2 separate regions of the Homo sapiens genome follow, and region 1 is linked to region 2. Evidence: read pairs that join two places in POLR2A ChIA-PET (ENCODE). Cell type or tissue: A673. All regions are shown on one strand. Links, peaks and the distances in the headings refer to the core of each region. The heading gives the core; the rest is flanking DNA. Region 1 overlaps SAMD4A (sterile alpha motif domain containing 4A). Region 2 has its middle 180 kb from the start of CDKN3.

Region 1 (4,395 bases), core at 147-4,146, 510 kb before region 2:
TTGTCACTGGTGTCAGCTCTTACTACTCTACAGATGGCTCAGTTTTTGGGCAGAGCAAAGATGTATGTTTCTGCCTTCACATTATCACTTAAACATTTGAGCTTTTAAGAAATAAATTAGAATGCTTCTGGCAGACTTTTATTATTGCACTAATCTTTGGTATATTTCATCTGTCCTCTTTTGTCAGCCTCTATAATGGCAAAACTGGGTGTCATCCAGTAGAAAATCTATTTTAGATAACGGCTGTTTGACTTTACATTGTCATTATTTATGAAATACCTAGACAAGAAGCCAATATGTATATACTTTAAATAGAAATCAGTAAATTTCATCCACACTTAGCTTCAAATCAAGAAATCCTAAAAGGACACTACCTCAATCCTCTCATTCCATCCTATCAAAACCAATGACAACTTCCATCAACTATGAAAGCAATTTTCCACCTTTGAAGCAAATGTGTAGGCTAATTCAAGAAACGATGGGATCAACCTGGCTATTTTGAAGTCTCCTTCATACTGGGTTAACTTCTACTTTCCTGTACTGTTTCTTTTTGTATCTACCATTATACTAAACCCTTAAGTTTGTCCATGAATTTCTATCCACATAAAATGAAGATATTTCTAGAAATGAGTTTAGACAGAACTGTAGAATTTTATTATTTCACCAAGTAGGGAAAATAATGGAGTTAAGCAAGTGGCCAGGAGTGAATTTAAGCCGATATTTCTTTTTTAATGTTCCCACGTATCTGTAAAAATGCTCCAGTCACTGTGTGTAGAGAAGCGAGATAGTAGAGAAACTCAGGAAGCTAGATGACAAAAACTTGCCTCCTACCCTTTTCTTAAAAGATAACTCTCAAATTGTAAGTGCTGTTTCATCAGCTCACATGCCTATGCAGAAAGTGCTTCTGAGGTTTATGCAATACAGCATCCATCCCGCGCTTAACGGCACCACCTAGACTGCTACTGAGTGTGGGAACCAGCAAGACCATCCAAGTTTGGAACTTCAAATAGCCAGGATTTCATGACTGAGCCACCAAGACCCTCTCAGAGCATCAGTCCCAAGGAGATGGCCAGAGTCGCTGAACAAATCATCAGGGTGTCCTTTTACACCTTGTTGCTACCAGCACTTGTCAAGAAGAGCAGTGAGTCAATTGCTTGAATGGAGGTACCAAAGGATATTTTAAAACTGTGTCTACTAACTCCTGTCTTGAGCTGAACCGCAGGCCAGGTCTTCCTTCACTGCCACTGAAGCTTAAAGGCTCCCAGATAACATGGAACAGTGGCTCTCACTGATCAGGTAAGGACAGGCATCATCAGAGGATGCCTAAATCCTACGGCCAGCAGAGCCTTGCAGCCACATGCATGACTAGGATTTCTCTGAGTATGAAACCCTAAACTCTGCCTTGATCAAACAGTATTTTTTTCTTTTCTTTCTAGTTTCAGGAGAAGGGCTGTAAATAATTAGAAATGTATTATGTAGCCCTGACTAATTCTTAACTTAGCTCCTTGATAAAAGGAGGAGAACAGCAGATTCTCAGCATGGCAGTGAGGAGGGCAATTTACTGATTAGGGAATTGGTTCTTGTTTTCATTAAAGCATTCAATCTACATGTCAAATGCAACAATACACATAAATGACCATTCAAAAAAAAAACCAGAATTTGAGTTTACACTACTAATTAGATGATTTTTTTGTTGTTAATTAGGAGAAATTGGATGGTTTAGGCTCTCCTGGCTCCTTAATTATATTTGATTGAATCGCCATGTGATTCAGACAAGCTCTGGAGGCTCCACAACACCCCAATTCCCACTTTCACTTCACCTTCAGCCTCTTACCAAATTCTAAACCATCACAACCTTACCCTGTGGGTGTTGGAACATGGTGAGATTGGTACTGTGTTTGTAAAATTGATTTACTGTGGTCTGTAATTATACATAACGATTTGAATTTTTGACTTGGCACTGCATTTTTCATTTAAACCGTACCGTTCTTCTCTGCCCCAGAGAAACAGCATTTACGTAATTGCTCTCAACTCATCTACTTGGGTATTATAAATCAGTTGTGCAATAAAAGACTTCCAGAGACACAGCAAGCTCGAGGTTCCTGGCATAATTCAGCGCCCAGGACCGTTCCAGCTTAAGGACAGGAATTGAACAGCATTCATTTCTTATTGGATATGAAATGGAGAGGGCTGTCTGGAGCTACAGACCCCAGCAGCAAAAAGAACAGGCTGTGAGGGTGATCAGGAGGGCTGGGCTGAGCCCAGATGCCAGCTCAGATCCAGAGGCTGGGCTCCCTTTGCTCCTGTTTACTGCTGGTTCCCCCTCACCTGTTATACAAACTAGGTAGTGCGTGTGTGTCTGTGTGTGTGTGCGCGTGCGTGTTCATCTACATGTCTATATACCATTGACCCTCATTATTCATGGATTCTATATTTGTAAACTCACATATTGCTAAAATTCATTTGGAACCTGAGTCAATACTCGTGGCCTTTTCATGGTCATACACAGACACAAATACAGTAGCCAAAAATTCAAGTCTCCCCATGCACTTGCTCCCAGCTAAGGTGGAGCAAAGTGAAGCGCTGCTTTCTTGTTTCAGCTCTCTACTATAAACAAGTGTCCTTTTTGTGGTCTATTTAGTGCCATATTTTTCACATTGTTGTGCTTTCTGTTGACAATTTCACCATTTAAAATGGCCCCCAAGGCTGGGTGTGGTGGCTCACCCCTGTAATCCCAGCACTTTGGGAGGCCGAGGCGGGTGGATCACCTGAGGTCAGGAGTTGGACACAGACTGGCTAACATGGTGAAACCCTGTCTCTACTAAAAATACAAAAATTAGCCAGGCATGGTGTTGCATGCCTGTAATCCTAGCTACTCGGGGGGCTGAGGCAGGAGAATTGCTTGAGCCCAGGAGACAGAGGTTGCAGTAAGCCGAGATCGTGCCACTGCACTCCAGGCTGTGCAACAGAGTGAGACTCCACCTCAAAAAAAAAAAAAAAAAAAAAAAAAAAAAAAAAAAAAAAAAGGAAAAAAAGAAGGCTGTTGTGATAAGCTTCATTCAGGTATGAATTACAGTGTTCTTTGTTGTGAGTTCAACATTAATTAATCAATAATATACATTAAATAAACTATCTTTAAACAGAAACACACATAAAACAACATTATGTATTGATAAGTTGACAAAAATGTGACCGAACCTAGCCCTGTATTTTCTCTAGAAGCAATCATTCAATATTCAATAATTCAGTGTTCACAACAACTTTATAGAATGCAGTTACCCTGAATGAGTAATAGACTATCTGTACACGTAAATACAAACTCTTCACTCCACCTTCCATCTTGTGACCTACCACAGTTTTCTCCTAGACCGGTGGTTCTCAACCTTGGCTGTACACTTAACTTCCTTTGAGCCTTTTAAAAAAAAAACCCCGATGCCCAGGTCCCATTCCAGAATAAGTCACTGAGAATCCCTGCAGCAGGGTCAGAGCATTTGTACTTTTAGATGCACCTTGGTGGCTTTAATCGATAGCCAGGGTCAAGAACCACTGCACTGGGCTGCCTTCCTGCCTCAGTACTTTCCCCCAAACTTTGTCCCACATCTTGGACAGTCCAAACCTCCCTAGATTGGCTGTTGCTTCTGCTGGTCTTAATAAGATGCCTCAAAAGAATGAGCATCTTGTTTTGTTTTCATGGGGCTTTTAAAAGACAAAATTCATACCCTCACTTTTCCCATCAATGATTATCTTATTTGCTTTGGATTCCCATGCAAAATTCTGTTCAGGTTCTTTAGCTCAGGGTTGATCACTCTTGCACTGCTCTCTAGATAAAGTAAATGATATTTTGAACCAGGGTTCCAATCCAAATGATACCTGGGCAGGAATTCCTAAAGACTCCCCAGAAAAATATTTTGACTCCTGGGCAATAGTGCTTGCCTCTTGTTGTGGTCATTTTCACCCTTGTAAGTAGGAAAGAGAGGGTCAGGGGTCAGCCTCAGGCCCCATTTGAATGTGAATCAGCTGCAGAAAGCTCCAGGCACATTTTCTTTTAGTCTGGAAATTCAGCTGGTGAGAGCATAACCAACTCACAAATGGTAAAAAATTGCATTCTAGATCCATGGACAGGTAGCATTGGCATCAACTGGGATCTTGTTAGAAGGGTTGACTCTTGGGCTTCACCCCAGACCTCCTGAACCAGGAACTGCATTTTAACAAGACCCTAGGAGATTTGTATGTACATTCAAGGTTAAGATGCTCTAACTACATACGCAGCTCTTGCTGGCTGATACTTGTTCTGTTGACGTTGGGGTAGGCATCAACCAAAACAAAAACGGACTGCTGAAGGGAGAAGAATTTGGGATTTGAGTTGGAAGTCATGTGGCCCTTCTGTACTTCCGT
Region 2 (4,395 bases), core at 324-4,323:
ACTTCAAGGTATCTGCTTTTCATTTCAAAATGTTATTAAAGCTATTACTAAGAAATTCATAGTCTTAGCCTGTTCCAATAATTGACACCTTTAAAGTGACTAAACAGATTTAGAGTGTGCAGAAAAGTAAATTTGTCTTAGAGAATGACCCTAATCATCTATTTCCATATAATGGACAAATCAGTGTCCTTGGAACAAGCCTGGGAGTTGATGAATTAAGCTAAAGGGTTCCCCTGTTCCCTCACTCTTTCTCAGTTTTACTTTTGCCTTCCCAAATAAATCTTCCTTACAGATACATGCAATTTAGGAGTGAAGATTGAATGATCTGTGCTTACCTGAATTTATGGTTCTGCAACTTTATTTTTGCCCATTGGAACAAGCAGAAACATTTTCATGGAAACGAAACAACTGAAGCCAGAAACCTTTTGCTTTTTATTTACTTTGATAAGCAGTCGTGGGGAAAGTTCTGTCCACAAAAACTTTCCAACACCCATTTCCTAGCTCCTTGTTCATTGAACACCTACAAAAGTAGTTTCATAAACAGCGGAGATTTTCAGTAATTAGAAGGATAGCTGGCTGGGCTGATAAATCAGAGAAATAACTTGTTTGGTGTAAACCGAGCCTGTTTCTGAGGCAGAAACGTTAGGCTTTTATCCTCTGGAGTGTGATTGAAAGGGTGAGAAGTTAATTTGGCAGCCTCGCTTCTATGGTTTCATAATGTTTCTCCCCACCCCCTCCCTCCAGCCCCAGCGAAGCCCCGGGATTGCAGCGCTTTGCGCCTGCCCTCATACAAGGCAGGACCGTGACCCGAAACGGAACCCCTCTCCCCAGGGCACATTCTGAGCAGCAACAGCTTGGCTCAAGTGTTTCTTATGAACAGCCGTCGTGAGCACTTGATCTAAATCATGCCATTTCCTTCACAGCGTGGCACAGTTAACAAGTCAGTGCACCAACACAATCTACAGATGGCAGTTCAAAAGGTGCGGGTCCCCCCAGCAAGATAAAGGGCAGGCAGTTCCAGGGGGATGCTCATTACGGGAATGCAGCCGGGGGCTCCGGAGGAGTGTGAGCGCCGAACTGGGCTGCGGATGGGGGGCGGGCTCCGGGAGGGCGTGCGTCAGTCCAACTCGGAAAAGGCATGCGTGTCTTCGCAAATCAAGTCAGTGTTGGGAGAGAGATGTTATTGAAGTAAAGTGCAAACAGCTTGCAGAGAAAGGATACATTTAGCCTGGGCTGCGTCCTTCCCGATTCGGGAGAGGAGTGAGGGTGGTGACAGGGTACAGCACTTACCTTGTTCCATTTATCTGCAACTCTGGCAAGTATAAGGCAATTTCCTGAGCAAAGCCTCCAACATCAAAAGCCGTGGGGGGAGCTCCCGGCGAAGGCAGGAGTCCCCCTGGCACTGGGAAAGCGCCCTGATCCGCAGAGGGCCCCGGCCGCCTTCTAGATAGAGGCCTGCGCTCCTCGGCAAATTACATTAGTGCTAATGTCCAGCGAAGAATCTATGAGACATATTGGGCCTTTAGACTTCAAAACAAGCTTAAATTGGAACCACATTGCGGGAATACTTCTTAGCTAACATTTATATTACTTCAGTTACCAAATCCAGACTAAGTCCCCGGACTCGGCAGGGGAGGACATAATATATTAGGAAGTGAGAGGAGGGTGTTCTCTTCTGGTCTCCTTTTATGAAAATGTACAAAAACTTTCCTCGAACTAGCGAGAAAGTGACTACAAGGCCTTAAAATGTGGCTGTCCGGCGGCAGCCGGGGGGCCGCTCCCTGCCCAGGCCGGCCCCATTTGCGAGTCGGCCGCGCCTTGGGGGACAGTTGCAAGAGCCTGGAGTCAGGCTGCGGAGAGCAAGGGTCAGGTGTCAGGCAGGCAGTTACACACCTAAAGCGAGATTCCGCGGGGTGCAGCGAGCTGTCAGAGGATGAGATCTCCGGAGACCCAATCAGCCTCGCCTACACCGATCTTTGTAAGCAAATCTCTTTGGGAACCCACAAGACGGTGCTTTACCACGAATTTCAGGGCTCAGGAGAAAGGAACGCTGCTGTGCTGCTCTTTCTGAGTTCTGCTGAAGCAGCTAGTGAAGATTTTTCCTTTCTGCACTGATTTTAATGTGAACATACTGAAATGGATAACATTCCTGCAGCTCAGAAATTTCAACAGCAGGACTGCCTAACGGGGGGCAGATGGTGCCAGCGATACTACTTTTAAAGGCTGTACAGGAAGAATGCAGAGTGACTTTGAGGGGATTCTGTTGCCCAGACTGGTCTGAGGTTTACACTGGCGTAAGTGCCCCTGCCAAGCGGTTCCCCCATGAGCTCCTCTTCTCTTCCATTTTTATCACTTCACCTATCCCCATGAAAAGAGGGGGTGTAGTGGGGAAGAAATTGGAAGTAAAGCTGAAGTATCAGCTAGACAGTGTAAAGTTCAGGTTAGGTGGAGGAGGGCTTTAGTTCTAGCTGCACTTTAGGGCGCAGATTTCACAATGAGTCTCACCTATTAAGAGCCCCCAGCACCATAATCCAGGGACTGCAGCCATTGCCCTTATCAGGTTCCTGAATATCCTTTCACACAAGGAGATTTCAAAGCCGCAGAATGGAGATCAGTGGGCTCATACACTGCTATGAGCTTCAGGAATTCTCTCTCCTAAGTTTATTTTGACTTGGTATCTCCAAGAATTGGGTATGACTTTGGAGAGAAAGGATCATAATTATATATCCTGCAATTGAGCAGTATTTTGTTGTTGTTGTTTTTTGTTTTTCTTTTGAGATTAGGTCTTTTTCTGTCATCACCCAGGCTGAAGTGCGGTGGTATGATCTCGGCTCACTGCAACCTCCACACCCCAGGTTCAAGGAGTCCTCCCGCCTCAGCCTCCCAAGTAGCTGGCACTACAGGCACGTGCCACCACGCCTGGGAAATTTTTCTATTTTTTGTAGCAACGGGGTCTGACCACATTTCCCAGGGTAGTGTCCAACTCCTGGGCTCAAGCATCTGCCTGCCTTGGCCTCCCAAATTGCTGGGATTACAGATGTGAGTCACTGTGCCTGGCCTCAGTGTTTGTTGTATCAGAGGCCCACATTTGCATCCTGTATCTTTTTGATAACAATGATTTGTTATCATTAGGGGAAATTTCATTGGCCATCTCTTACTTGATTTTATTTGAATTTCCACTAGGACATACATAGAAATTATCAGTTGCTTATTGCTTGGTGTTGAAGAGGCTATCAGCTTAAAGTACCTGTGTGGACTCACTGGTGGTACTATGATGTCTAACATGCAAATTTATGAAAATTGGTCGAGTCAGGACTAACTCTTTCCTATAGAAATTAGCATAATGCTGTGATCATTGCAGGCTCTCAGAATTTTTATTGGTAATTTGAATAGCAAGTATTGACTTGCTGAGGAAAATAGAAACAAAATACTAAATGTGTTTACTACAAACCACTGTGAAGTACATATGGGGAAGACTAGAGAGAAGGGAAATTTAAAAGATAAGACAAAAGAGTAAAAGCAAAACTCAGAACTTGCATCAAGTGAGTTTTACTTTTTAAAGTATCACCTTAAGGGATTATGCATTTATACCAATCATGCTGCCATTGTTGAAAACATTCTTGGAAATGCTCATCTGAAATTACCCTCAGACCCAGTTTGCTACTCAAACTAAAGCTACTCAATAAATTAGTTAATTTGCTTTATGATGGCACTTTGCTTTTATCCATTTCCAACTCTGTTATCCACCTTGATCATTTATTTAACTGATTCAGAAGACTTCATTTCAAATGAGCTCTTCAAATATCTGAATCCACCCTCCAAGAATGAACATGGCTTTTTTCAGTGAGACCACTCATGAGAAAGAGACCTCACCTTTGAAGGCAAGTCCAGAAGTGAACAAGTATAAATGTTTTGAGCAAGGGAAGCACCACATTCTTTGTGCTATCAAAAACTATGTTTATTATATTTTGTTCATACCTTTTAGTTAATGAAAAAGCAAATAGTGAATCAAATGGAAGAATTGAAATAAAAACTTTCAGTAACCTCTGATTTCCCTCTTAGGGCCTTCTAGTATTTACTACACTGAATGTATCAGAGTTGATGTGACTTCAAAGTACAACCTTTTGTTAATAAGCACCAATTTCCACTGTATTTTTTTCTTTTCTATCATTGCCTCCCCACCAAAAAAAAAAAAAACTTTGAGAAACTTTGTGGTTGTATTGGGTTATTGTTCACCACGATTTACCTTCTGCATTCCTCTTCCTGTGGCCTGTGACTTCCCCTGCCTCCAGTATACAGCAGTGTACTTTACTGATTTGCTGACTTTGAGCTTGACCATGTGATGTGTTCTGGCCAATGGGAATGAATCGGTGTGGAACGAGCAAAAACCAGTAG

The links. Peaks named below come from ENCODE experiments on the same cell type or tissue, not always from the same donor. Only the 100,000 strongest peaks of a DNase experiment are listed, where the experiment ranks them.
Region 1: POLR2A ChIA-PET joins it to region 2 with 17 read pairs; 1 of 35 experiments calls an interaction of 5 or more read pairs at or near these places.

Annotation. Positions count from the first base shown.
Region 1 is chr14:54,725,798-54,730,192 of GRCh38, reverse strand. The region is part of intron 3 of SAMD4A (sterile alpha motif domain containing 4A); the gene reads right to left. Among named protein-coding and RNA genes, the nearest start is that of SAMD4A-AS1, 40 kb to the right of the region's middle. In A673, for the core only: no CTCF peak of the experiment used is centred there; a DNase peak (open chromatin) is centred at 2,072; H3K4me3 peaks cover 830 bases; H3K27ac peaks cover 1,605 bases.
Region 2 is chr14:54,216,972-54,221,366 of GRCh38, reverse strand. No RefSeq gene overlaps it. Among named protein-coding and RNA genes, the nearest start is that of CDKN3, 180 kb to the left of the region's middle. RefSeq lists an enhancer at 1-502. In A673, for the core only: no CTCF peak of the experiment used is centred there; no DNase peak of the experiment used is centred there; H3K4me3 peaks cover 292 bases.